Regions from separate parts of the Mus musculus genome. Here all the other regions are linked to region 1. Evidence: chromatin loops called from intact Hi-C (ENCODE). Cell type or tissue: left cerebral cortex. All regions are shown on one strand.

What was found. Hi-C counts contacts between places; a loop is a spot of excess contacts. Peaks named below come from ENCODE experiments on the same cell type or tissue, not always from the same donor. Only the 100,000 strongest peaks of a DNase experiment are listed, where the experiment ranks them.
Region 2: it touches region 1 in a loop (5-fold over the local background); 8 of 42 quality-filtered maps call a loop at or near these places.
Region 3: it touches region 1 in a loop (2.8-fold over the local background); 3 of 42 quality-filtered maps call a loop at or near these places.
Region 4: a loop joins it to region 1, with 3 times the contacts of the local background. A loop is called at or near these places in 6 of 42 quality-filtered maps.
Region 5: it touches region 1 in a loop (4-fold over the local background); 6 of 42 quality-filtered maps call a loop at or near these places.

Annotation. Positions count from the first base shown.
Region 1 is chr6:103,509,880-103,514,879 of GRCm38, forward strand. Chl1 (cell adhesion molecule L1-like) reads left to right here and starts at 997. Exons shown (of 27, transcript NM_007697.2): 1 at 997-1,270. In left cerebral cortex, a CTCF peak has its summit at 2,464; DNase peaks (open chromatin) are centred at 1,025, 1,450, 2,451, 3,092 and 4 more places; H3K4me3 peaks cover 3,173 bases; H3K27ac peaks cover 3,559 bases.
Region 2 is chr6:103,304,683-103,309,682 of GRCm38, forward strand. No RefSeq gene overlaps it. Among named protein-coding and RNA genes, the nearest start is that of Chl1, 200 kb to the right of the region's middle. In left cerebral cortex, a CTCF peak has its summit at 2,201 (motif pointing right); a DNase peak (open chromatin) is centred at 2,333.
Region 3 is chr6:103,610,604-103,615,603 of GRCm38, forward strand. The region is part of intron 2 of Chl1 (cell adhesion molecule L1-like); the gene reads left to right. Among named protein-coding and RNA genes, the nearest start is that of Gm24784, 24 kb to the left of the region's middle. In left cerebral cortex, no CTCF peak of the experiment used is centred here; a DNase peak (open chromatin) is centred at 2,065; H3K27ac peaks cover 1,110 bases.
Region 4 is chr6:103,672,424-103,677,423 of GRCm38, forward strand. It overlaps Chl1 (cell adhesion molecule L1-like), which reads left to right. Exons shown (of 27, transcript NM_007697.2): 9 at 2,550-2,734. Among named protein-coding and RNA genes, the nearest start is that of Gm52915, 17 kb to the right of the region's middle. In left cerebral cortex, a CTCF peak has its summit at 2,176 (motif pointing left); DNase peaks (open chromatin) are centred at 861, 2,110 and 4,477; H3K27ac peaks cover 680 bases.
Region 5 is chr6:103,680,624-103,685,623 of GRCm38, forward strand. Chl1 (cell adhesion molecule L1-like) reads left to right here. Exons shown (of 27, transcript NM_007697.2): 10 at 2,525-2,656. Among named protein-coding and RNA genes, the nearest start is that of Gm52915, 8.6 kb to the right of the region's middle. In left cerebral cortex, a CTCF peak has its summit at 2,443 (motif pointing left); a DNase peak (open chromatin) is centred at 2,429; H3K27ac peaks cover 284 bases.

The DNA of each region.
Region 1 (5,000 bases):
TCCGTCCTTCTTGTTGATCCCAGTCATGACATCCAACTCTGAGGATAGCACAGAGCCATAAATGTCCTCATTGTTTAGTGCACTAGATGAGAACAAGACAAGACTGTAAGATCAAACCTCCGTGGAGTAAAAGTTAGAAGTCAGTAATTCCATTACTGTCAAAGAGCACTTACATGCAACAGGATTTTTTTTTTAAAGCAACATTGTATGAACATTTTCGAAAGTATCATCAATGTGTGGAAGAAAAAAAATAATGAAAGAGTGTGCTCACCAGTTAGATTGCCAAAGTTTGTAGCCCCTCTTTACTGCACCCCTAAAACAAACATCATGTTTGCTGGTAAAAAGAGATACATACAACATCAGGAGTGGGCTTTGGCGCTGGGAATAAGCAAGGAAAGCTTGTATTCTATAGCGCTGTATTAATAGAGAGTAAATAGGAAAACGTCACTGATCAATCTGGAGAAGTCCAGATGGTAGTGGGGCACAAATTGTACATTAGATAACAGTAGAAGAGCTTTTTAAATTTATGCCTGCACTGATTTGACAGCTAATGGAGATGGTTCTTTTGTAAATTAAATTGCAAGTCCCATCGCCCTCCTAAATAAAGAAGCAAAACCGGCAAGACTTTAAGAAAAAAAAAAAAAAAGTGGTACAAGGTACCACACCCCTCAGCCATACAGCAAAGGGTAAAAGAGACTGGGAGCCTGTGTGTGGAATGTGGACAGAGGAGGGTGGACCAGGGAGCAGAGGGGAGGGGTTTCTTTTCGGTTTCTCAGTGGCAAGGCGAACCCGGCAGCTACCCTGTCTCTTTGAGGGCTTAGAGATGTTAAAAATGACAAGCAAAGTTTTCTCTTTGTCCCTCGCTTTTCATAAAACCAAAGTCTCAAGCCTGTAGCTGCCTCTTGTCCCAAGGGAGTGTGTGTAAGAGGGAGGGAAAAGAAGCCGTGTGGGTGAGGGTGGCAGAGCAGATCCCGGGGACAGCAGAAAAGAGGCGCGAGCTAGTCGTCTCCGGCAGGAGGGCGTGGATACCGGTACAAGCTCGAACAGGTCCAGCCTTCTGGAGACCTGTGCCAACAGCAGGAGGGGGCAGACGGGATCTCTGTGGGCAGATCGGGGTGTGGATCAGCGGGAAGCGCCCAACTAGAAACTCCCTTGGATTCTCCAAGAGGCGCTGGACCTCGTTGGTCCCCTTTGCCCCAGTGATCCAGCTTTAGGAGAAGTTTTCCCAAGAGAAGGTACCAGACAGATCGGATGTCAAGAGGCGGCTCAGGTGAGTCTATTTGCGCGTGCCTTACAAGAAATGGGACTCTCTCCATCTGCCCTTTAGTCAACTCTTTGAGGGAGGTGGAAGGAAATCAAGGGCTTGCTCCTGGGAGAAGAGCAACTCTTTATGAAAGGGAAATGGTGCACATCCCTGGGTTCCGTCCTTGCCCAAAATGGGAGTGGCTCAAGGTCCCTTCCCTAACCTGAGAAGAGGCGCCACCTTTCGTAGCACCGCCGCAGGTGGCTAAGGCTGGATTTTTTGACAGCTCCAGGTCAGTGGATGGAGTAAACAAGCTTCGGGGACCCCTGCACCTCCAAGCTGCCAACCTTCGGTAGGCTGATTTGTCTTTCTTCCAACATAGCCACCGCCCGCCTCCTTACCTTAGGGAGAGGATGCATACCCTCCATAGACCATAGCCTTCAGGGAGTGGGGGGCAAGTACTACATTTCTCTCCACTAACCCCCTATAGGTGTTGGGGTCCAGACTTTCTAACCCCAGCCCCAAATTCCCTATCTAGCTGTTAAGTCTCTAGAGATGCATCTTGCTTGCAGTGGTGTTCCCTAAATGCCTACAGCTTGGAATGAATGATCGATCTGTGAACTGCCAGCTTAGGGAAAAGATAGAAGCAGAGCACTCCATCTCAACCGAACACGGTGGGGGCTAGAAGGCAGGTCGGGGGGTCCCCCGGTTGCCATGACTCCCTTGTAGCCAAGCCCCGGGAGCTAGGGATGCCAGTCACGGACAGTCCCTTTTTCCTCTTTGTGCCTCTCCTATCCTCTTTCTCTGTCTCTTCCTATTTTTTCCTCCCGTGAGTGAAAGTGTGCGTAGGGAGAGAGCAGGGAGCAAATGATTGATTTGGAGAAAGAGGATTGGAGCCGAGAGGCTGGGGAAACCTGGCTGTCTTCATCCCTGGGTCCCTTGGCTGAGAAGAACCTCACTTTCTCAGCGAGGGGCAGAGCTGAGGAATTCCTGTGAAAAATCTGGGGCGGGAGGAGCAGCGGCACCATGATTCAGGTATTGGAGACCAAAGCAGCGAGGGAGCTGGGTGGGTGGTCTGCGGTCGGGTTGAGAGGATGGGCGGGGAGTGCGAGTAGCCAGCAAGCACGAGCAGGTGTGCGTGGCACTGAGCGGCTGGGCGGGGAAGGAGCTTCCGACTCTGCCTGGGGAGAAAGGAGATCAATACCGCCCCGCAGGCCAGAACTGAGAAGAGCTGGCTGGTAGCAGCCAGCGGAAGGCGTGTGCACCACAGCGCGCTCCCGCTGCTGGAAATAGTGGGAGATTTGCGCGTGCGCGTGGGTGCTGACCTAGGTAACTCTTGGAGGTACATCAAGGTAGAGCGCTGGAGCGCGCGCCTGGCTGTGAGTTCCAGCCCTATCTACTCTGGAATGTGTGGCTTAGAGTAGTTATTTATTCTGTGTCTCAGTTTCTCTCTTACTAATGGGTATCAATTCATCCCATTTTGAGTTGGAAGATTGGAGTGAGGTTATCCAAGCAGACAGTTTACCCTCCTTCTCTGATGAGAAATAATTATCCAGAAGTTAGTTGTTGTTGGTGGTGCTGCTGTTATAATTAATACGCAAATTAATTAGATACGGTAGATTGTCCTTTCTCGGCACTTTTATTGAGGGCAAAATTCTGTGTTATCTAATTTTAGAAAATGACATTTGTTAAATTTATTGATACTCTGTTCCACTCGTAAATCTGGTTTGCAGCAGATTGAGAAAGAAAACCTGAGCAGTTCTTAGCAGATTAGCTCCGAGTCCAGTGCTGGACAGAGCTTAGAAAGCTGCCCAGGGAAAACCACTGATCACAAGAGAATCCAGTTTCGCCCCTCCCCCATAATTTTGTTTGTAGGATCTGAGCTCCACCTCTCACCTGTTTATGGTGCAGTTGGGCTTGTCTCAGTTTCAGTCCCTTTGTGATAACATCGACCTATTGCTTTCCAGATTTAACTTGGCTATAGAGTCTAATATATACCTAGATCTTCCCTCTCATGGTCTTTCGTGCTCCAATACATTCACCTCTCCTAATGGCAAAGTCTGCCCTCCCGTCATCACGTGGATGCTCCGGAGTAACTGTCATCTAATGCATGAGGTGCCCTTACTAGGGAGCTGGGGGTACAGTTTGTGGCAGCTGACTAGACTCTCTTTCAGAAAATGCAGAAGACTATGAAGATTAAACACATTCTTTTCCAGACTGTTCTGTGTTCACACTCACAGGATCCTTTCCTTCCTTGCAAGTGCCTCATGGTTGTATACGTTTTATGTATCTGGCATTGTGCAACAGGAAATCACATCATGCACAACGTGCTGGTATCTGTATGCTAATACCCCACCCCAATTAGGCAACTAGCTTTAAATCAGTTTTAAAGAATATTTTCATATATAACTTATTGAAGTCTATCTCAGTGAGAAAAGCATTACCTGTATAGAAGCCTGTCTTTATATTTCCTTCTGAGATATTTGAAGATAGGAGATATGTTAGACCTAAAGTTGCTTCCCTGAAATAATTTAACCCGATTCATTTTTCTGAAGATGTAAGCTAAGAACCTTTGTCCTGTGAGTTTTAACTGAGAAGGGAAAAATTAAGTAAGAGCAACTGACGTCAGACAGGAGGGATGATGGTCTACAATACGCTGTGGGATGCGGTTCAGGTGGCAGAGTGGTGCTTTACTGTAAGCACTGAAGCACCCACATCCACAGTTGGCATGTCAGCTTTAAAAGGGACCTTGAGGAATTAGTGTGACAGCTTGTCTGAAATTCATGGAATCATTTACATATTGTTTCCCAGGAGCTCTGGCACTAAATGTTCTATTTATTGGGAATTATTTTGCCCTTTGATTGATGACAGCCAACACTGTGATTTAACGTCATCTGCTCTGGAGACAGATTTCACTTTTCACCATTTTTCTATTTGACTTTAAAAATCTAAGCAGCCTTGCACTTGGAAAAGGCTTATTAGGGCAGACAAAGGGAGGCGGCAGAAAAACGTGACAGATTGGAAGGTGTTGAGCCCTGAATTTGGGGAACTAATTAACGTGTCAAGGTATAATCAAGAGGATGCACTTGTCTCTCTACTGAGGCTGCTTGCAGTGATGAACTATATTTTCTGATTCAATCAGTGTTCTATGCTCCCTTTTTTTTTTTCAAACCAACTCTGAGAATACTGTATTTTCAATTATGAACATTTTGATTACAGCTTCATCCTAATTCAGTCTGAAGAGAATGCAATTATTCTGGTGATTTACATACAATATGCTAAGTTAACACAGCTAATGAGTGAAAGCATGATATTCTTTCTATTCATTCCTGGAAAAAATATTATGCTAAGCATTCTTTGAAAGACAAGATTACATTATTCACCAGCACTTTGAGCCTACCTACAAGTAGACTTGGCACTGAGCCATTTTCTCTACTATTCAAGTGAAATCTCTCACATTTTGGGGATCACGTGTCTTTCCTTCCCCTTGGGAGGGACTGGAAACAATTCTCAATTTAATTAGATATGGTGCTTTCTCTTTTCTGAATATATTTAGTAGAGGGAAGAGTCTGTATTTTCTAATTTGGGGGCTGGTTATCACTTTAAACATTACTAATTGCTGCAGTTTATTGTATGTGTGTTTTAATAGTGTGGTTAGTTAATTATAGCTTTCTCATTAGCACCATGTAGAGAATAATGAATTAACACATCCCTTTGATCAAAAGAACATCTAAGTTTATCTTCTGAGAATGAAAGT
Region 2 (5,000 bases), 210 kb before region 1:
TATGGGTGATGACTGCAGTCTCTCTCAATGTCAGCCTATTACTTGGTAATGTTTCTCACTCTGTCATCACTTTTACTACCACGACGCAGGACTCACTCCTTATTTAAGCTCCAGACACTGTTCTCATGACCTCTCTGCTGGAGCTGCTCAGAAGTTGCTGGTAGCCTCAGGTGTTCCAACCTTTACCTGGAGCAATTATTCTAGCTTTCTTCAATACACATGGAATGCCAAGGCCTGGTAGTCATTGCTTTCAAATTATATAATTACTATTTTCTTTTAAGGCCAAGATTTACTGCAGACTTGAGATTGAGCGTCCAGTGTGCCACCCAATATTCATTATCCTTTATCCTCGCACCCCAAGCTGTCATTCTATCATTATCTTTGACATATAACCTATGTATTTGCAGTTTTAAGGAATTGGAATAGTGACCATTTGAGGAATGATTATTTTTCAATAAATAGTTAATTACAAAGATGATAGATAGATAAATAGATCATAGAGTTAATAGGTAGATGATATATAAATAGATAATGAAGATTGTAGATAGATAGATAGATAGATAGATAGATAGATAGATAGATAGATAGATAGATAGATGATAGGGAGTAAATATTTTGATGTCTTCCCCTCCATATATGATTATGGAATTGGAATTTTCTGTGTGATCAATACCATTTTATAACAAAATAGGAAGGAATGTTTAATTGTTCAATTCCCAAGTAGTGGCCACTGGAATAGAAATAAGGCATACTTTCAAAGGAACCAGATACATTCAAGCAAGAAGTCTGCAGTAGCTCGGTAAGGTGGAGCGCACTACTGTGAAATGAGACACATAGCTTAGAAAGAGCACAGGTGAGCACAGGAGTGGTGTGATTTCATAGTGTGGTTCAGAAGTGTGGTTCAGTGTCTTCTGTTTTCTCCCTTTCAAGGTGACCAGACAGGGCTGCACACTGGGCTGGAAGGATGAAGCAGAGTCCAGAACAGGAAGGATCCGGTAGGACTGGAGGCGCTTGGTGGGTCTTCTCTAGTGATCTTAGTATTACAGTTTTTTAGGCAAAATCCTTCAATGAAACAGCTCTCTGAGACTTAGCTTGTGAGTATATCTTTATTCAGAGTGGGCTCATATGAATGCATTTTATTCATGGTGAACCAAAGGTTATATAGTTTGGGGAATGGGGTGATGATCTCCAGGGTGGGCAAAGGTCATTGGCTGAAGTCTAAGACCCCTGAGATGCCTCATCAGCTTGGGGACGCATCCCAGGAGTTTCAGGTGCAGGACTACTTGACATTCTCAGGTATTCTATGTGGCCTCTGGGATCCCCAAGAGAAGAGGGAACTCTGCTGCCAAAGGGAGTCCACTATTTTTGCATCGTGCTATCCAGTAATGTAGACTTGGACTTTGGCAGCAGGACTTTCCCGACAGATTGGAGTCACCTCGGAGGGATCAGGAGATTATGGTGGCAAATGGTGATCAAACTTGTGTAGACAACATGAGAAATAGATTCGATGCATCGTCCCCAGTGCATAATTCAGTCTGGGGTTAAATTAGACCAGGGAAGTACTGTATTCCTCAGTTTAATCTTCTATCCTTTTTTTTTTTAAATGTACTTTCATGTAGGCCAGACTGATGTAGCCAAAGATGATGACGATGGGCCTTGGTTTTTACCTCCCAAATACAGAGATTATGAGAATTATGCAAAAATTTATATGTAACATGTTATACAGAATATTTTCAGTATTATGTGAATTATGTGGAATTTCATATACAAAATGTCATGCAGAATATTGTGTGATATGTGAATTATGCATTACTTTATATGTAGAATGTTATAAGAGACTATGGAAGTGTTTGTAATTTTGTGACAGCGTCTCTCTAAGTTAGGCAGACGGGCTTAGAATTTACACATTTCTTGTCTAAGCTTTGTGAAGAGCTAAGATTACACGCATGCACCAACAGATATGGCTCTGCTCACTCGTAAATAGATACAGAATTAATTAGAAATACTAATTTATGCAAATCTAAGTCATTTGTATATGAAATATTTTTGGCTCATGGGACAAAAGGGAATTACCTAATGCCATATTACAGGTCATTTAAAACATTTTATCAGTGAAGAAAATTTCAGTATCAAAGATTTTTTTATATTTACCCTAAAACATTGGCTTTTATTCTGTGATGAGAGAGTTATTCCTAATAGGTACCACCAGGGGGCAGTAAGAAACTATGCTTTCTAACTAGACTGGCACTATGAAGGCCCTTTGCTTCATAAACACAAAAGCATCATTACTAAATATCACACAATAGGAAGATTTTGGGGTCTCTCCGTTTTAAATTACTATCACTAATGTTTAAAACAGCATCATCACACGGCACCATCAGCCTACATTGTCTGACATCATTAAAGCAGAGACCACCAGTCTCAGCACGCTGTCTCAATCTTCTGTATGTGTAAGCATGCTTAAAATGCATCAGGCACATCTATAAATGATGATCCCCTACACACACACACACACACACACACACACACACACACACACACACACACACAGTCAAAATTACGATGGTGGTGATGAATTAAATAGAATTTTAAATGGAGAAATCCTGTTTTAAATACACATTCCTCTCCTTGCCTGTGAAATGAAATACTGGGGGAGAATCTAAGGGAGTGGTCCTGTGGTTCCTGCTTCAAAACCTCTCAGGCCCCTACTGGTAACTGTCCTCTGTGACCTTGATCGAGTAGCTCAGCTCAGCTGGGAACTGAATTGTGTATTTAACGGATTAAGCATCACTGCCTGACATTTTACAGAGAGACACACCTACTATAACTTGTTATGGTATTAAAAACGGGTTCCCTTTGAATTAAAATAGCCATCCCCCTCTGCAAGGAAAAAGCTCCAGGGCTTATTTTGCTCTTTGTATCGGCTTTCTTTGTCTTTGTTTATTTTCCTTCATTGTAACTGAAATTCCCAAAGATCATAATACAGATTATTTTATTTCTCACTAGTCTTTGGATGTTTATTTCTGAGACTATGTCTGTGAATATATTTCTGTGAACACTAATCCATGAGCTCATGTTTGTATACATATATGTGTCGTGATATGTATGGGAATGCTGGGGCAATGTGTGTACCTTTCTGTGTTAATATTAACACACATCCTTATGTAAATGTCATGTATTTTATATATGAGGTGGACCCATGAAGAAAAGCAAATGCAAGGGTGGTTGCATGAAATATGTGCACAAACATAGGCACATATGTAGCTATGCTTTGTGTGTGATCAACTGGTGGACTTACATGCTGTGTGTGTAAGATGTATGTTGTGGTGTGTTCATGTGTGATATATGTGCCTGAGTTTGCCTGTGAAGTAGTATGTATTCCTAATGTGTGTCCTAAAATATATTTGTATATGTGTGTGCCAACCTAATATATTTAGGAGAGTTTGAAGGATGGGGAGAAGTGATATTGTATTGTATGCCTATCCATCTGTACAGAGACACAGGGTTGATGAATCATAGACCCCTCTTGTAAACAAGAGAACACAACTGTACCCTGTTTGAGTTCAAAATGGAAAGTCTATGGGAGGTCTATTTTCGCCTTTCTCCTTTCTCCCTACTATAGCAATTCTTCTCGCTATATCATTTGAAAATCTGTTTTAAGTACCATCAACCTTTTCTTTCTTCTCATTCTTTCTGTGTTGAAAGACTGGCACTCCAAATTAAAATCACTGAATAAAGCCAAAATGATTGGGCTAGCAAGAGAACAATCACTTATTTCTTTCTTTCTTCACAATAGTCTCACTCTCTTCGCTCTTTGACAGTTGTGGATATTGGATATTACAATAAATGACTGGATTTCATACACAAGGGAAGTTATAAAATATTGCTCAAAATGTTTTTTGCACTAATATGACCACTCCATTAGCGTCAGTAGCTTTGTGTAAAGGACCCATTTTCAGCTAATCTATTTAAAGCTCATTTTATGCCTGTCTTCAATTTTAACTTAGCATTCTTTGCTGGAAAATGTCACAGCCTACTTTGCAAATGCCGTTTACTTTCTTACAAAGACACAACTGGTCACTGCAAGGGTTTCACTTTAAATCTCTCTCCTGGTTTTCTTAGAATTGGGAGGTAATTTCTTCCCCTTCTCTCCTCCTCCCTTCTGTGCCCTCTCCTCTCGTCCTTCTCTTTCTAAATGTCCCCAACTCCCTCCTCTTCCTTCTCAGACTCTTCCTAGATCCCCTGCTTCTCATGTTCTTTTCTCTCTACTTTCTCCTTATTCTTTGCTCACTGTTTAAAGTTGTGGTTCTACAGTTTTTGAGGATCCTGTCAGGCACAAAGGACACAGTCATTTTAATATTCAGAGTTCCACAACTATACACTCATGACCTTTTCTGAACATCTACAAAATCCCTGCCTGCTGTACAGCTAGGAAACAAGTTATTGACATCACCTTGTGGTTTTATTCCTTTGTTCTCTTCTGATGAAAGGGGTTGGCTGTTGGAACTATGTGCTGCACACATAAAGTTACTAGGTAGACTTTCCATAAACGCCTATTGTCACTGAAGTTTCATGAGGGAAAGTTCAAAAACTGCTACTATATATATATATATATGTTATGTATATATATATATATGTATATATATATATATATATATATATATGTTATGTAGCTTATTCACGTATTTTGTTTGCAGCATTAGAACAGGAAGACCTCAAAGTTTCCTGTTATCCAAAGCTACCAACACTGTTTCAAGAGTAGTGAGGAGAGGGGTGGTGCCAGCCTGTAATCACAATCTTCAGCCTAGGAGGTAGAGGAGAAGAAGCTGGAAGAGGAGGAGGAAGCTGGAATACTAGGTCTTCTTTGGCTATATATTCATTTCAAGGTCAGCTTCTAGGGTGTAAAGCCATGTCTCAAAACAAAACAAAGAAACCAACCAAACGAAAGCCAGGAGTAGTGGCCCACATCTTTGGTCTTTGTAATGGGGAGGCAGAGACAG
Region 3 (5,000 bases), 100 kb after region 1:
GGAAAATAAATTTCTTTGCAGCTGTGTGACTATGTAAATGATTTATAAGATACCACTGTTTACACATCTCTAAAATGGGGATAACAATGTAAAGATAGAGTACATTCCACATCTGACACTTGTCAGAAAAATGCTGAGCCTTGACTACTATACTAAAGTTTGGCAACAAAATACATGTCTCCTCCTACATAGGCCATTCCTGTAACGAACAGCAGCCCAGGGGTCCAGGGACAAACAGAAGCAATGGATCTGAGCCAAAAGACAGACTCAGTGGAACAGTAAATCTGTAACCTTGACCTCATTAGCAGCAAACTGTAACCAATTGCTAATTACCTTATGGCAACAATGTAAATTGCATGTGTGTATGCAAATTGTGCATGCGTGCTTGCAAATTCTTTGGGTGTTTGGCACCTGAAATTTGTAAAGATTTTATACAACGATGAGAAGTATAGAAAGTAGAGTCTCAAATGCATAACTGATATCCTGTAATAGAAAATAAAGATACAAATCTTAAGTAGTACTCATAAGGTATCCTTTGATTGGCCTTTAGTATTTGTGTCATACTTTCAGAGTTATTTAACTCAGGATCTACATAAAACACAGATTGTTGAAGAATATAAGTTCAACACTGCATCTATACACTACCAGAAACAGTATAAGCTTTTTCTTTAAAGCAGGGGTTCTCAGTTTATTAGTTGTTGTGACCCTCTTGGGGGGTTAAATGAATCTTTCACAGTGGCTGACTAAGACCATCAAAAACCCAGATACGCTAGGCAACTGTCTGTAAGCATTCCATAGCATCAATAATAGTGTCAGGCCTTAGAACCTCCCATTAACATGGATCCCAAATTCGGCCAGTCATTGGGCCTCCTTTTCCCCAGTCTCTTCCATTTTTGTCCTTGCAGTTCTTTTAAACAGGAATAATTCTGGGTAAGAGCAAGCAGCTGGCCTAGACAGAGGCAGAAACTTATACCTAACCAATGGACTGATATTGGCAACCCCTGTGGTTGAATTAGGGAAAGGCTGGAAGAAGTTGAGGAGGAGGGAGACCCCATAGGAAGACCAGCAATCTCAACTAACCTGGACTTCTGAGATTTCTCAGACACTGAGTCCACAGTGGGAGACGGTGCGCCTAACCCTTGAGAGACTTGACATCCCAGCGAGTGGGGAGGTCTGGTGGCAGGGGCTGAGGGGTGGGGACATCCTCTTGGAGACAGGGGGAGGGGGAGGGAGGAATGGGATGAGGAACTGAATGGTTAAAAAAAAAGATAATTTTTAAAAGAAAACCTAGATATTTACATTATGACTCATGACAGTAGCAAAATTCCAGTTACGAAGTAGCAAAGAAAATGATTTTCATTGTTGGGGTCTCACAACAACAGGAAGATCTGTATTGAAAGGTCATAGCATTAGGAAGGTTGAGAAGACCTGTTTTAAAGAGAACCTGAAATACATGTTAGAAAGTAGGATGCACTCACGAAACAAAGTACTTCCTTTTAAAATCTAGTTACAAAATAATTGAGTACCTCAAACTGAAGATCAGCATTTATAATCTACATAGAACGTTTTCACACTTTTACAGAGGCACCTCGATCTCTTTCCCAAAGCATCATTCTAGAAAACCGGCCATAAAATTATATGCTCTCCTAGATCTCAGCACATACTGATGTTCTGTCCACACACATTCCCAGTAAAGGATCGAAACCGACAGAACCAGAGCACCCATCTTTACATATTTTACTGGATGGTTTTGTGTGTTAACTTGACACAAGCTAGAGTCATCACAAAGAAGGGAACTCCAGGTGAGGAAATGCCTCCATAAGATTCAGCTATAGGGCATTTTCTCAATTAGTGATCATGAGAGAGGACCAGCCCGCTGTGACTACAGAGCAGAGACTGACCATGGTCTCAGGAGTCAGTGCCTACTACTTCAGACACAGCAAATTAAAAACACGAACACCCAGGCACTATCTCTGTGACCACCAGGCCAGCCTGGATGGTGCCATCCCTGGGATGGTAGTCCTGGGTTCTATAAGAAGTCAGACTGAACAAGCCAGGGAAGGAAGCCAGTAAGCAGCATCCCTCCATGGCCTCAGCATCAGCTCCTCCCTCATGTTTCAGCCCTGTCTGAATTCCTGTCCTGATTTCTTTCAGTGATTGATTGTGATCTGGAAGTCTAAGCCAAATAAATCTTTTCCTTGCCAAATTGCATTTTAGTCATGCTGTTCCATCACAGCCATAAAACCCTAAGACACACGTCTTTACGTAAGAAGCAGCTCTCTGTTACAGAGAGTCGGGAACAAACTGAGTTGTGAAACCAAGAAATATGTTAAACTGGACTCTATTTAATTCAGCTTTCTTAGCACAAATATTGTCTCCTTTTAAAAAAAATCAAATCTTGACTTCTTAAATTAATTTTTCTACCAATTTCTCTAGTCCATTCTTTTCTATAGAAGTAGAAAAGAAGCATTGGAAAACTCACCAAATGGCATGTGCGTTCTAAGAAATGCATAGGAATTGGGTCCCTAGAACTCCTGTGAAAAGCCATAGTGTTCTATCCTTCTTTACTTTGCTTCCATTCCTTTATCCTTTTCTTTTTAAACAGACTTGTTAATTTAAGTCAGACAGGTGAAGCAAATGCTTAAATAATATTCTAGGGACTAGAGGTACACACTAATGAGGTTTCGAATAGAACTAGGTGAGGTAAAGCCCCTCTCTCATCTACAAGTCCATGGGTTCTATTTCCAGTACTGATAGCAGCAGCTGCCACAGCAGCGGCGGAGGCGGCGGTGGCAGCAGCAGCAACAGTAGTAATAACCACAATTTAGATGTAGTTTCATTTATTTTAGGGACAGAAAAACTTGAGATTTTTCATTTTGGAATTACTTTTCAAATCCTCGTTCTTCAGCCTCTCTTGATAAGAGATTTTATTCTGAAACTAATTCACTAATAAGAGGAAATATGAAATACTGATTACAAACAAAGCACATACTTTCAGTCATAGTTCATTATTCACAGCAGCAATGCTCCCTAACATTAGCAGTAAACACTGAGTTTAGCGACACAGGAGGTTGATCCTGGGGGAAACATAGAGGCTGCTTCCTACTGACCTCAGGTGTTGGTTTTATCATGTGATAAACACATACACTAATTGTTTTTTATGGGTTTCTCTTTAAGGACACATTTAAAAAAAAAACAGATGGTTTTTCAGGAAAATGATACATCCGTACACAGCCTGTCTGAAGCACAAGGCGTAACTGGATCTTGTTCTCAAGAGCAGTAGTTAGCATTTCAACATAACACTGCTAAACTTCAAATATTTTAAATAGTGCAGTCACCAAGCGATGTGGTAATTCCACTGTAGGCTTTACAGCAGGCATCTAAAAACCAATCACAGTCTTAGGCCAATTTTATTACAATCAGTGGGGGACCAAGTTTTCAAGTCTGGTCCAGATCAAGCCATATTTAATTACAGCACAATTTTTAGGGGGGGGGGGGGAGTATCCAGATAACAATTAGCTCTGTCCCAAGTGTACAACAATTTAAGCCTAATTCACATTGATAATCTTGAAAACTACATCTGTCTTCCTTCACAAGAATGAGTACTGTTGACTCCGAGATAGTGCCCAATATTTAGGGTCTTTGGAGCTTGACTGAGCAAAACATGACACTGGTGAGTGTTAAGATTGTCCAGACCCTAAGATAACATAGAAGTCACTTAGGCTGTTGCAAAGCACAGGGGACATCACCCCTAAGAGTGAGTTTATAGTCTAAAAGAAATGCTCATGGTTAAGTATGAAAGTGGATAGATAAAAACATAAATTCTGGGAGATATGGGCAGAGCCTGTCTCATCAGATAGCAAAGGATCACCATATTGTAAAAGCCCATCATTCCTGGCAGTCCAGGAAGAGCAGCTACACATACAGAGGTGAGCTGTGTATTTAACTTTCCTGGGTTCTCCAGAGCACAAGGCCTTTCTTTGTATACCCTCTGCAAAAGAAAGCATAGCAATTAGAAAAACCAAAGAGTCTTTTCAAGGGCAATCGCTCACAGTCCAAGAACTGGAATGAGAAGACATCATAACTTTCTTAGTCTCCAGGGAATGCTTATTACACAGTATACAGTTTTTGACTCTGAGTGTATCTGGAAATGACTGCAAACATTTTGTTTAGGAAACCTGTTAACAATGAGGACCAGCTCTCTGTGTTTTCCAGGTTAGGAAAGAGGAAACACATCCCTGGTGTCACTCAGGAAGCCATTGGATGACCTTGGTTTTTCATTTCTTTTCATGTCTTGGCCTTATTTGTTTAATTGAGTGACAAAATCTAATTAGTCATGGCTGACTAGTATAATTACAGAAAGAGTCATGTCTTCATCTTTCTCACGTCTTACCACTCATTCTGTTCCTGAAGTAAGCATGGGGTTTAAAGCTTTCCCAAGCAAGTGAGTGAACTTCTCTCTCAGCTGGTACTTTTAAACATCAAATGCCATAAAAGTAAATATAGTTGAAATCACATGCAAAATATTCTGATGATGCCTTTAATCCTTCTCAATACTACAAGTGACATCATTAATGATCCTCTATGGCTTAACAGATTAATGTAGATCTTAGTGCTACAAAGCAAGTGTGTGTGTGTGTGTGTGTGTGTGTGTGTGTGTGTGTGCATGTGTATGCATCTCTGTATGTCTGTGGAGGTATATATATAAATGTGTGTGCATAAGTGTGTGTTCATGGTATTTATGTGCATATGTGTTCATGGGTCTTTGTATTTAAATGTAAATAATAAATTAGCAATTATTTTAATTCAAGGGCATGAGGAAGAATTTACTTAACAAAACTTTTAATTTTGTAATTAATAAATTAAAAGAAATACATAACATACATACAAGATACTGTTGCAAATATTGGATATATGTACTTCCCTTATTATTATAAATATAATTTACTTATGTCTTTTCATTCTTGCAGTCAACTACAAAACAACCTGCCTAAGTAAAT
Region 4 (5,000 bases), 160 kb after region 1:
AATTAAAAAAAAAGTCAGATTGGATGCAAACCCACCTAGCAGTTGGCAGGGATGTGGAGGGGATGAGATTAATTCCAAGTGAGAGAGCAGAACACAAAACACAGATTTCCTCCTCTGACCTGTGCTTGTATGCACATATATGCACACTAACACGCCCAATCCTGTTTACACACACACACACACACACACACACACACACACACACACTAATACTACTAATTAAGTGAGGGAAGCTTCCAGAGACACATGCATGTTGGAAAGCTGGGAGCTTATAGATATCCTGGAAATGGTGAAGAGTTAACTGATATTTGACTCTCATTAGTTGAGAAATATAGTCGCATCCCTGCCACCTTATTGACAGTGAGAATGTGCTGTTTTAATAATTCACACTCACGCTGTGTGAAATGAAAGCGGAGTCATCATGAACTTAAGGATGGAAGCTTTCTATGGATCCTACAGCTTTCACCAAGAATCAGAAGAAAAGTTACCACCGTAAAAACTGAAACAAATATTTGAAGTTATGAAAACAGACAAAAATCATTAAATAGCTCAATGTTTCCTCAATCCATCGTTGTTCAGACTCTGTTAGCAAGTACTCCTTAAAAATAAAGCACAGAATCAAACAAAACAGAGCTGTCCAGGATAGAAGAGCTGTTAACCTAGCTGAATAAATTGTCCCTACCTGTGATGTCATGTTCACCGGATTTAAATAATTTAATTTGTTTATAAGAAGTGAGGAGATAGACAAATGATTTTTTTCAAGAACAGAAATAAAAGAAGAAATTCAGGAAACTGAGGTGCTTGCATTGCTAAAGCACAGACTCATGAAAATCTGTGTGAGAGGAACAGAGGCCCAGGGCAACCTGTCACTTGGCAGATGGCCATTTTGACAGATGGTATAAAAGGCAAGCAGGTAGGAGATTCAGAATCCCACCACTGCTTGGTGGCATGCTCTGTAGAATTCAACTGATAATCAATATACTCCCATATGTGTCTGTCTGACTGCAGTGACCATTTCCGAAGGATATCTGCTGAGCACGGGTGCTGGGCTTGGTCAAAAAGGAGATTGTTAGAAAACTGTGAGGTTAACCACTTTGGCTTTGACCGAAAAATAGCAAATGTTTGTAAGAAAGAACTTTATATTTACCTCCAATGTCATTGTTTCCTAATAACTGAGCTATTTTATTCATTATCAGTGTGAGCAAGTAATTTGAAATAACTGAAATAAAAAATTTGAGACATTGATTTAATTCTTGGGGCTGGGCAGATAAGATAGCTCAGTGGTTAAGATCACTTGTTGATGACCTGACTTGATTCCCAGTACCCACATGGTGGTTCATTACCATCTGGAACTCCAGTTCTAGGGCGCCCAATGCCTTCTCCTGGCCCCAAGGTCATCAGACACGCATGTAGTGCATGTACATACATGCAGGCAAAACACTCATGAACATATAATAATAATACATTTTGAAAAATTATTATATACTTCCTGACCAATGGCAAGTTTGACCACAAGCATAAGACTATACCGTTAGGAAGGATGGACTCTTATGGAACCCACTAAGAAAACAATGTAAATTTGAATCTGATAAGTCTTATTTACCTTCTGGGAGCATTGGGTTTGATAGTGATTAAATGATAACAGTAATCCATGTCACCCTGAGATTGTTCTCAGTGTAGTGACTAGAAACCAGAAATATGGTAAATATCAGAATTATGTGCTTTCCAATCCTGTAGGAGGAGAAAAAATAAGTTGTCTGCCACTTAGAGTTGCTTATCAGCAACACGATGAAGTCACAGTTTTCATTGGATGTCACTTTTCCACTCTCATTTTTATGAGAAGGGGGTTTTCCTCACATGTTGGCCCTAGATTCTGTTTCCCTTCATTGTGAGGCACGTGGTAAGGTAATCCTTGCCTTTTGTATTGCTTTTGTTTGTTTTGATCTTGTGAAGCAATCTCCCAAATGCTCCGGAATTAGGGAGATTCCGGGTTCTTGTCTCCTTCCCTCTTTCCGCAGAGCAGGAAATCAAGGTCTGTGCTGGGCACTCCAAGCTGTCCTAAAGTGAAAGAGCTGCTCCTCCACCCAGCCCACGCACTTGGCTCCACTCCTCAGCCACTCTAGCCAAAATTGGCTTCATTAGGATTCAAGGGGAAATTGTTGCCTGCCTCTGCTGGCTGCAGTGCCATGGTGTGGGAAGTCGCACAGGGAAAGGAGCTGTTGCTCTCTGACCACCACGGGGAGAATTTCACACCTGACAAATACCTTGTGATATTATTTCTCTGGACTTCAGTTATCCATTTTGCATACAGCTTCATTGATTCAGCCCTCACGTAGACTTAGCCTCCTTCCAGAACGGAAAAGATTCCTAGGGAGTAGACCATTAAAAGAGCTTATGATGAAACACGCTTATTCAAACTTGATATGTGTCCATTGGTAAGGCTGATAAAACTTCCTGCATATGTAAACTCAGCATGATAATAGGTACACCATGAGATATTACTTATAATTGACATTTACTTATCTATTCATTAATTATATTTCTTGCAGACCAACTCCACATATCCAGTGGAGCAAACCAGGTAGTGAATTACCAGAGGGAAGAGCAACAATTGAAGTTCATGAAAAGACATTGAAGATAGAAAACATCTCCTACCAGGATAGAGGAAATTATCGCTGTACAGCCAACAATTTGTTGGGGAAAGCCAGTCATGATTTTCACGTCACAGTAGAAGGTACGCCTTCCATGAGGATTTATGTTTCTACTTCGGAGTAAAAAAACAAGTGCATGCCATCACAGACCTTTGCTTCAACAATGCAGGTGTTAAAGCTGATCATTAGCTTGCAATTTTAGTTGTAATGTGGGCACTGAGTAACACTACACTTAATTAATCAGTCTTGTAATTTATCACCCCAAACCATATGGAAGGCATAAATGTCAAGAAGACAGCTTAGTCTCTAAACATACACCACCTCCATGGCCAGTTTAAAATGTCATTAAACCTAGCCTCCTGTAAGGTTTTATTGCATGAAATGGTTTTTATTATAATGCACACATGATGCTCATAAATAAGGTCATGTTTGTGAAATCAAACATTACTGCAAGGACCCTGGAAGGAGGTGGGGAGTGCTTGCTAATCTTGCCACTCAGTTTCTGTGTCTGTGATCACAGTCAGATGAATCGTCTTACATTTTTCCTCATTCGAGCCTTTTTTTTGTTCTGTACCCTGGTACTCAATACATCACTTAGAGTATGTATGAAGAGACCACATGGTGCAAATACTAATACTTTTTATCAAATAGTACCAAATATATTACTTTCATCTTCTAACCATAAAAACTGAACTCTTTTGATCAACTGAGATTTTCTGCCATTTTTTTTTATGAAAGGGGATAACATTTGAAATGTAAATAAAGAAAATGTCTAATAAGGAATGTAAAAAAGAAAGAAAGAAAGAAAGAAAGAAAGAAAGGAAAGAAAAGAAAGAAGGAAGGAAGGAAGGAAGGAAGGAAGGAAGGAAGGAAAAGGAAAGAAAGAAGAAAGGAAGGAAGAAAGGAAGGAAGGAAGGAAGAAAGAAAGAAAGAAAGAAAGAAAGAAAGAAAGGAATTAATTTGGTGATGATGGCATTACTCTCATGAGTAGCATTCACAATAATTAGATATCCAGGCTGTGGCTGCAGTGCTGGAGTTGAGGTTGCCTGATCTTGCTGTAAATTTGATTGACACAGACTCCTTCCTGAGGATCCAGTCACAACCAGGCTTTCTCTCTGGGGTTGAAGTAACTGTGGCAATAAGATAATGCAGTAGTCACTCTCTTGGACCTTTGTACTTAGTGCTGTGTTGGCTTACCAATGGAGGATGATTGTCTCTCCCAGGCTGCCAGTTCATGAACTAGAACTATAGGGTCTCCATTAATATTCAGATAAAGTTCTCTTTTAAAGCTTCATTCTGTGCCAGAAGCATGTCCATGGTGGCCTTTTGTTTTAATTAGTGGAAGAGAAAAGAGTTCCAAAGGCAAATTTCACTCACAAGTAAATGTTTCAATAATTGACTGAGTCAAGTCTGTTTGGACTAACACAATTTCTCAGCCCTTTCTATACTGTTTTCTTAGTTAAGGAAAGAACAGGAAAATTAAAAGGGAGGAATTTGTTTTGTTAGGATCAACAACGCAAATCTTTTTAGAACAGAATACAATGTTAGATATTAACATCAACATCTATCGATAATAATATATTCCTCTGACAATAAGTTATTCAAAAAGACATTTAGGGAAATTTGAAAGATCGCACTATAATTTTAGACATCAATTGACACTTGTCTATAATTTTTCCTGCATCTTTTGATGGAGATATTTTCCCTTGCCCCTGGTGCCTCTCTAGCACACACACACACACACACAGACACACACACAAACACACACTTGAACCACACATACATAATTATTAGCCGCTTCTAACCCTGAGTTGCTGACTGTTAGAAAATCCTTCCAGATGGCTGCTGCGTTGCTACGGTAGCTGAATATTTTAACAATCTGGCCTCGGTTTTCTTGACTATTAAGACTAAAGCTTTCAAAAAGAACTGCAAATGTTGCAAAAAATATTATACTAGTAAAATTATTTATGCAACTTAAAATGTTGACTGTAGGATTCCAAAGGGATATAGGTTTCTTGAACAAATTATCTCCACTATTTATAAAATAGCTATTAGTGGTTCCGAGATGTAAATATTATTTTTATTAAGAATATTGAATAATTTCACTTTAGTGAGAAAATAGTAAACATACACTCAGAAGCATGTTTCAGTCTCCTCACACCTGTGTGGGAACAGTTGAGCATCATCAAGAAGTGTTTTTCTCCCTAGAGGGTGAAAGCAGTAGCTATAAACAGCACTAATTATCAGGAGATCAGAGGCTGTCTTTATTACATTTTCTTTGTCTTCTTCTATTTCCCTCTTCATTTTCATTCTTTTATTTAGAAACCCAAATTTCTAAATCAGGACTGT
Region 5 (5,000 bases), 170 kb after region 1:
GTGAGACTATGCCGGGGCCTAGCAAACACAGAAGCAGATGCTCACAGTCAGCTATTGGATGGATCACAGGGCCCCCAATGGAGGAGCTAGAGAAAGTATCCAAGGAGTTAAAGGGATCTGCAACCCTATAGGTGGAACAACATTATGAACTAACCAGTACCCCGGAGCTCTTGACTCTACCTGCATATGTATCAAAAGATGGACTAGTCAGCCATCACTGGAAAGAGAAGCCCATTGGTCATGCAAACTTTATATGCCCCAGTACAGGGGAACACCAGGGCCAAAAAGTGGGAGTGGGTGGGTAGGGGAGTTGGGGGGGTATGGGGGAATTTTGGGATAGCACTGGAAATGTAAATGAGGAAAATACCTAATAAAAATATTTTAAAAAATATATTTTCTTTATATACATTTCAAATGCTATCCCAAAAGTCCCCTATACCCGCCCTGCTCCCCTACCCACCCACTCCCACTTCTTGGCCCTGGCATTCCCCTGTACGGGCACATATAAAGTTTGCAAGACCAAGGGGCCTCTCTTCCCAATGATGGCCAACTAGGCCATTTTCTGCTACATATTCAGCTAGAGACATGAGCTCTGGGGGTACTGGTTAGTTCATATTGTTGTTCCACCTATAGGGTTGCAGACCCCTTTAGCTCTTTGGGTGCTTTCTCTAGCTCCTCCATTGGGGGCCCTGTGTTTCATCCAATAGATGACTGTGAGCATTCAATTCTGTATTTGCCAGGCACTGGCCTAGCCTCACAAGAGACAGTTATATCAGAGTCCTTTCAGCAAAATCTTGCTGGTATATGCAATAGTGTCTGGGTTTGGTGGCTGATTATGGGATGGATCCCTGGATATGGCAGTCTCTGGATGGTCCATCCTTTCGTCTTAGCTCCAAACTTTGTCTCTGTAACTCCTTCCATGGGTGTTTTGTTCCCTATTCTAAGGAGGAATGAAGTATTCACACTTTGGTCTTCGTTCTTCTTGATTTTTTTGTGTTTTGCAAATTGTACCTTGGGTATTCTAAGTTTCTGGGCTAATATCCACTTATCAGTGAGTGCATATGAAGTGACTTCTTTTGTGATTGGGTTACCTGACTAAGGATGATGTCCTCCAGATACATCCATTTGACCAAGAATTTCATAAATTCATTGTTTTTAATAGCTGAGTAGTACTCCATTGTATAAATGTACCACATTTTCTGTATCCATTCCTCTCTTGAGGGACATCTGGGTTCTTTCCAGCTTCTGGCTATTATAAATAAGGCTGCTATTTCTTTTATCACATAGATTTGCCAGAATTACCTGTTTGTATGTTTTTTCTTACCCCTTAATAAATTTAATTTCCCATGTAATCACCTTTCTTTCTTTTACTAAAATCATTTAAAAGATATTTTCACTTTATATATGTTCATATCTTTTAAAAAGTTTCTTTTTTTAATCAACACAAAAATCCATAGTTCTTGCAGGGAAATGAGCAGGCTAAAGTTGATGGGAAATACTACTTTAAAATTCTATTAAGTCACTTCTGAGATTAATTATCAATTATGCACATGGGTCTGAAGAAATGGCTCAGTGGTAGGAGAGCACCAGCTGCTATTTCAAAGGGCTCTGGTTTAGTTCCCAGCGTCTACATGGTAGCTCACAGCACTATGTAACCCCAACCAAGAAATCTGATGTCGTCTTCTGTCCTCTATGGGTATAAGGTATCCAAGAAAGTGCAACATAGCTATATATGTTGGCAAACAATCACAACAACAAAAATAATAATATTCATGCATCCTTCTAGTCTTATATTCACTGTTGTCATCGTGGTGCCCTGATGGTGACAAGATGTGACAGTAACGTGTGCAATGAGAACACTTGTCTTGCTCTGTTCTGAGACTCCATTTAGAGTTACACATTTGAAGTTTTGTGCATCAAGAGATGAAGATCATCTGTCCCTAGTTTTACTGCTTTGCTTCCAGTGATAAATGTCAAATGTTCTCAGGATCCCGTTCTGCCCCTTTGCAAGAAGAACATCTCTTGCAAAGCAAATTATGTTTTCCAACTTGATAAGTTATGCAAATTGCTATACATATGACATGTAAATGCTAGAGTCAATAATCAAGGAACAAGGTCTCACAAATTTTACTGTTGTTTAAAAAGCTCTCTGAATCTATTTCCTGCATAGCCCCATTTTCAGCTACTTCGCTTCAGCCTGAAAAGAAAGAGCAGCCAGCCCTAAATGAGTTCCCATCTGCTTAGCCCTCCCTCATATTTCAGTAAGATTAATATATACAGCTAAGACAGCTGTATATTTCTGGTATGCAGATTTATATACATGTTTAGAGTGTAATGTAAGCACACACACACACACACACACAAATACAGCCATCTTGCTTTGTAGAACCTATTCCACAGTTGCTATGGAATACTTGGTAGTGTCTGCCCTCTGCTGGTTAAGGGTAGAAATGCAGACCTGTTAACGTCGTCGCATCTCTGGCTATGCAGAACCCTTCTGGAAATTTCTTTGTTTTGTCTTCAGAGCCTCCACGCTGGAAAAAGAAGCCTCAGAGTGCCGTGTACAGCACGGGGAGCAGTGGCATCTTGTTGTGTGAAGCAGAAGGCGAACCTCAACCCACAATCAAATGGAGACTCAATGGCTTGCCGATTGAAAGTGAGTTAAAAACAACCTAACAAAAGGCCTGAGAATGACATGCTAGGGAATACAGCAGTTGAATGGGATCACATCTGATCACAGTTTGGGGATGTATGAAGTAGATGGGCTGGGCTGTGTTAGCATAATACAGTGCCAGAAAATCACCAGGTGATTCTTTATTGGTAATTTGATTGATGACAACCAACACATGGATAGTGTTTATGGATATACTAAGTTAATTATATTATTAGATAGATAGATGGATAGATAGATAGATAGATAGATAGGTAGGTAGATATTGTTAAATATAATTATTTGTATAATTAAGTAATGACTGAATTAGGAAGAGGATTAATATACACCAACCCTTGCTCCTGCCCTTGAGAAGGAATGATAGAGTAACCCAGGAGAGGAAAGTTGAAAGTTGATATTTCTTGCACCCTTACAACATCCTCAATCCTTAACTCTGCCCCTGCCCAGAATATTTATTGTTCACATTTTATCTCCATGTTGTGGCCAGGACACATGTGATACCCAAAGCTATACATGACACAATAGCTCCCTGGCTGCTGTTGACAACACTAGAACATCCCCTTGAATCTTGTCCACATTTGTTGGCCACAGAGAAACAGAAATGAACCAGGCCTGGGGGCCAGATTCCTTACTGCACCAGTCTCCAAACCCTAGAGGTTTTCATTTGAACCCAGAGCTGAGGCTATTTTGAAGCTATTTGTTCAGGCAGAAGGTCAGAACCTATGTTAAATGTTATGTTCTGCTTAAGTAGCTCCATGGAGGAAAAGATAGGAAGTGCAGGTGTAGGGTCCCCATTTATTTATTAGTCATGGTTCCACGTATTATCCATGTCTCCTTGTGGTTCATAAACCAAAGTCATCACTGGGCTGCAACTCTTCCCAGGTCTGTGGCCTCGAACTCGTCACTGGATCATCTTAGCGTGGGTTTTCCAAGCTGCAAAATGGAAGCAGTGGTAGTTGGTAGTGTTTGAAGGAGATTAATTAGCCAGCTACCTAAAGTCATAATTTATCTGTGGAGTTCTTGGATGGTTTATGAACTCTGGAGCCGCACTGCCTGTGTTTGCATGGTCATCCTAACATTTGCTAACTGTGGGACTGGGAATGGAACTGTGCCTCTTAAAACCTGTTTTGTTTTGTTTTTCATAAATAAAACAGAGATGAAAATAGCTGTGACTTGCGGGTTTGTTATGTTGCTTGAGAAAAGCACCATTCCTAGAATGGGTTGCACAGGATCTGGCTTAAACCATTAATTATGGGAGGTGGGTGCAGGAGGACGAGGAGTTCAAGTGCTTCTACTTGGATCACTCATCTAATACTAAAGTGCCTGTAGGGTGGGCCAAGGCAGCCACCTTTATGAGCTCTCAAGATTAAGGGGGGTCTCTGGCTTGTTCAGAGAAGATTCTGTTTCCAATTGACAGTGGTTAATATGGAGTCCTGTAACTGGGCAAATGCTGAGAATAATTGACAATGTGTCCTCAGCCATAAATGGGACATCTATATCCGTTTTGGAAGTTCAGGGAGTATTACAGAGGAGGGAGCTGAAGCAATATAAAAGCTGAGGGATGGAAGGAGTGGTAGGAAATGCTGTCTTCTGGACAGGAAGTAGCCATTGTACCTGTGAACTCACAGCACATATTTTAACTGCTTAAGATCTGTCCATCAAAACTCGGGCATTGGTGGGTGTGGGAGGTTTATGAGACATCAACCCGAGCTGAGAAGTTGTTGGTATTTGATGGATGCTATGAGAGAAAAGACATGTTTCTTTTGGTGTATGACAAGTGGCAGGCTGCATGCTTCAGTGGATAAGCCCTATGCAGCTACCGACAGCACTAATTGGATTCAGTGAGTTATAAAATGGCAAGAGAAGACATAGTTGTAAAGGTCATGTTGTTGAGAAATTCATACATAGGAAGTAGGTAGGTACTAAGGAGAGTGTAAAGTTCGAGATGCAGGGTAGATTTATGGTTATAAAAGTACATACTTCAAGAGATGAAAAGGGTGAGGAAGTAGGCTGCCATCAGATGTCTGTGAGTACTTTTGAAGTAGAGAGGAGAGAAAGGAAAAGACTCCCCAGGTATGTCTGGAGAAAAAATAAATAAATAAAAGGAAACAGAACTGATTGCCTTAAGTCCAGGGCATAAGGAAGGGCATGAGTCAGCTGGTAAAATCATTCACTAGATGCAGGCATCAGAGCATAGACAATGACAAGGCCTGATCAAGGTCTTGGGATTTTAATGATGACAGATGAGCAACCATATAGGGTTTTGATAGGAGAGGTTGAGTGAGAAATATTATGGTTCGTTTGTTTATGAGGTACTAGAGTTTGGACC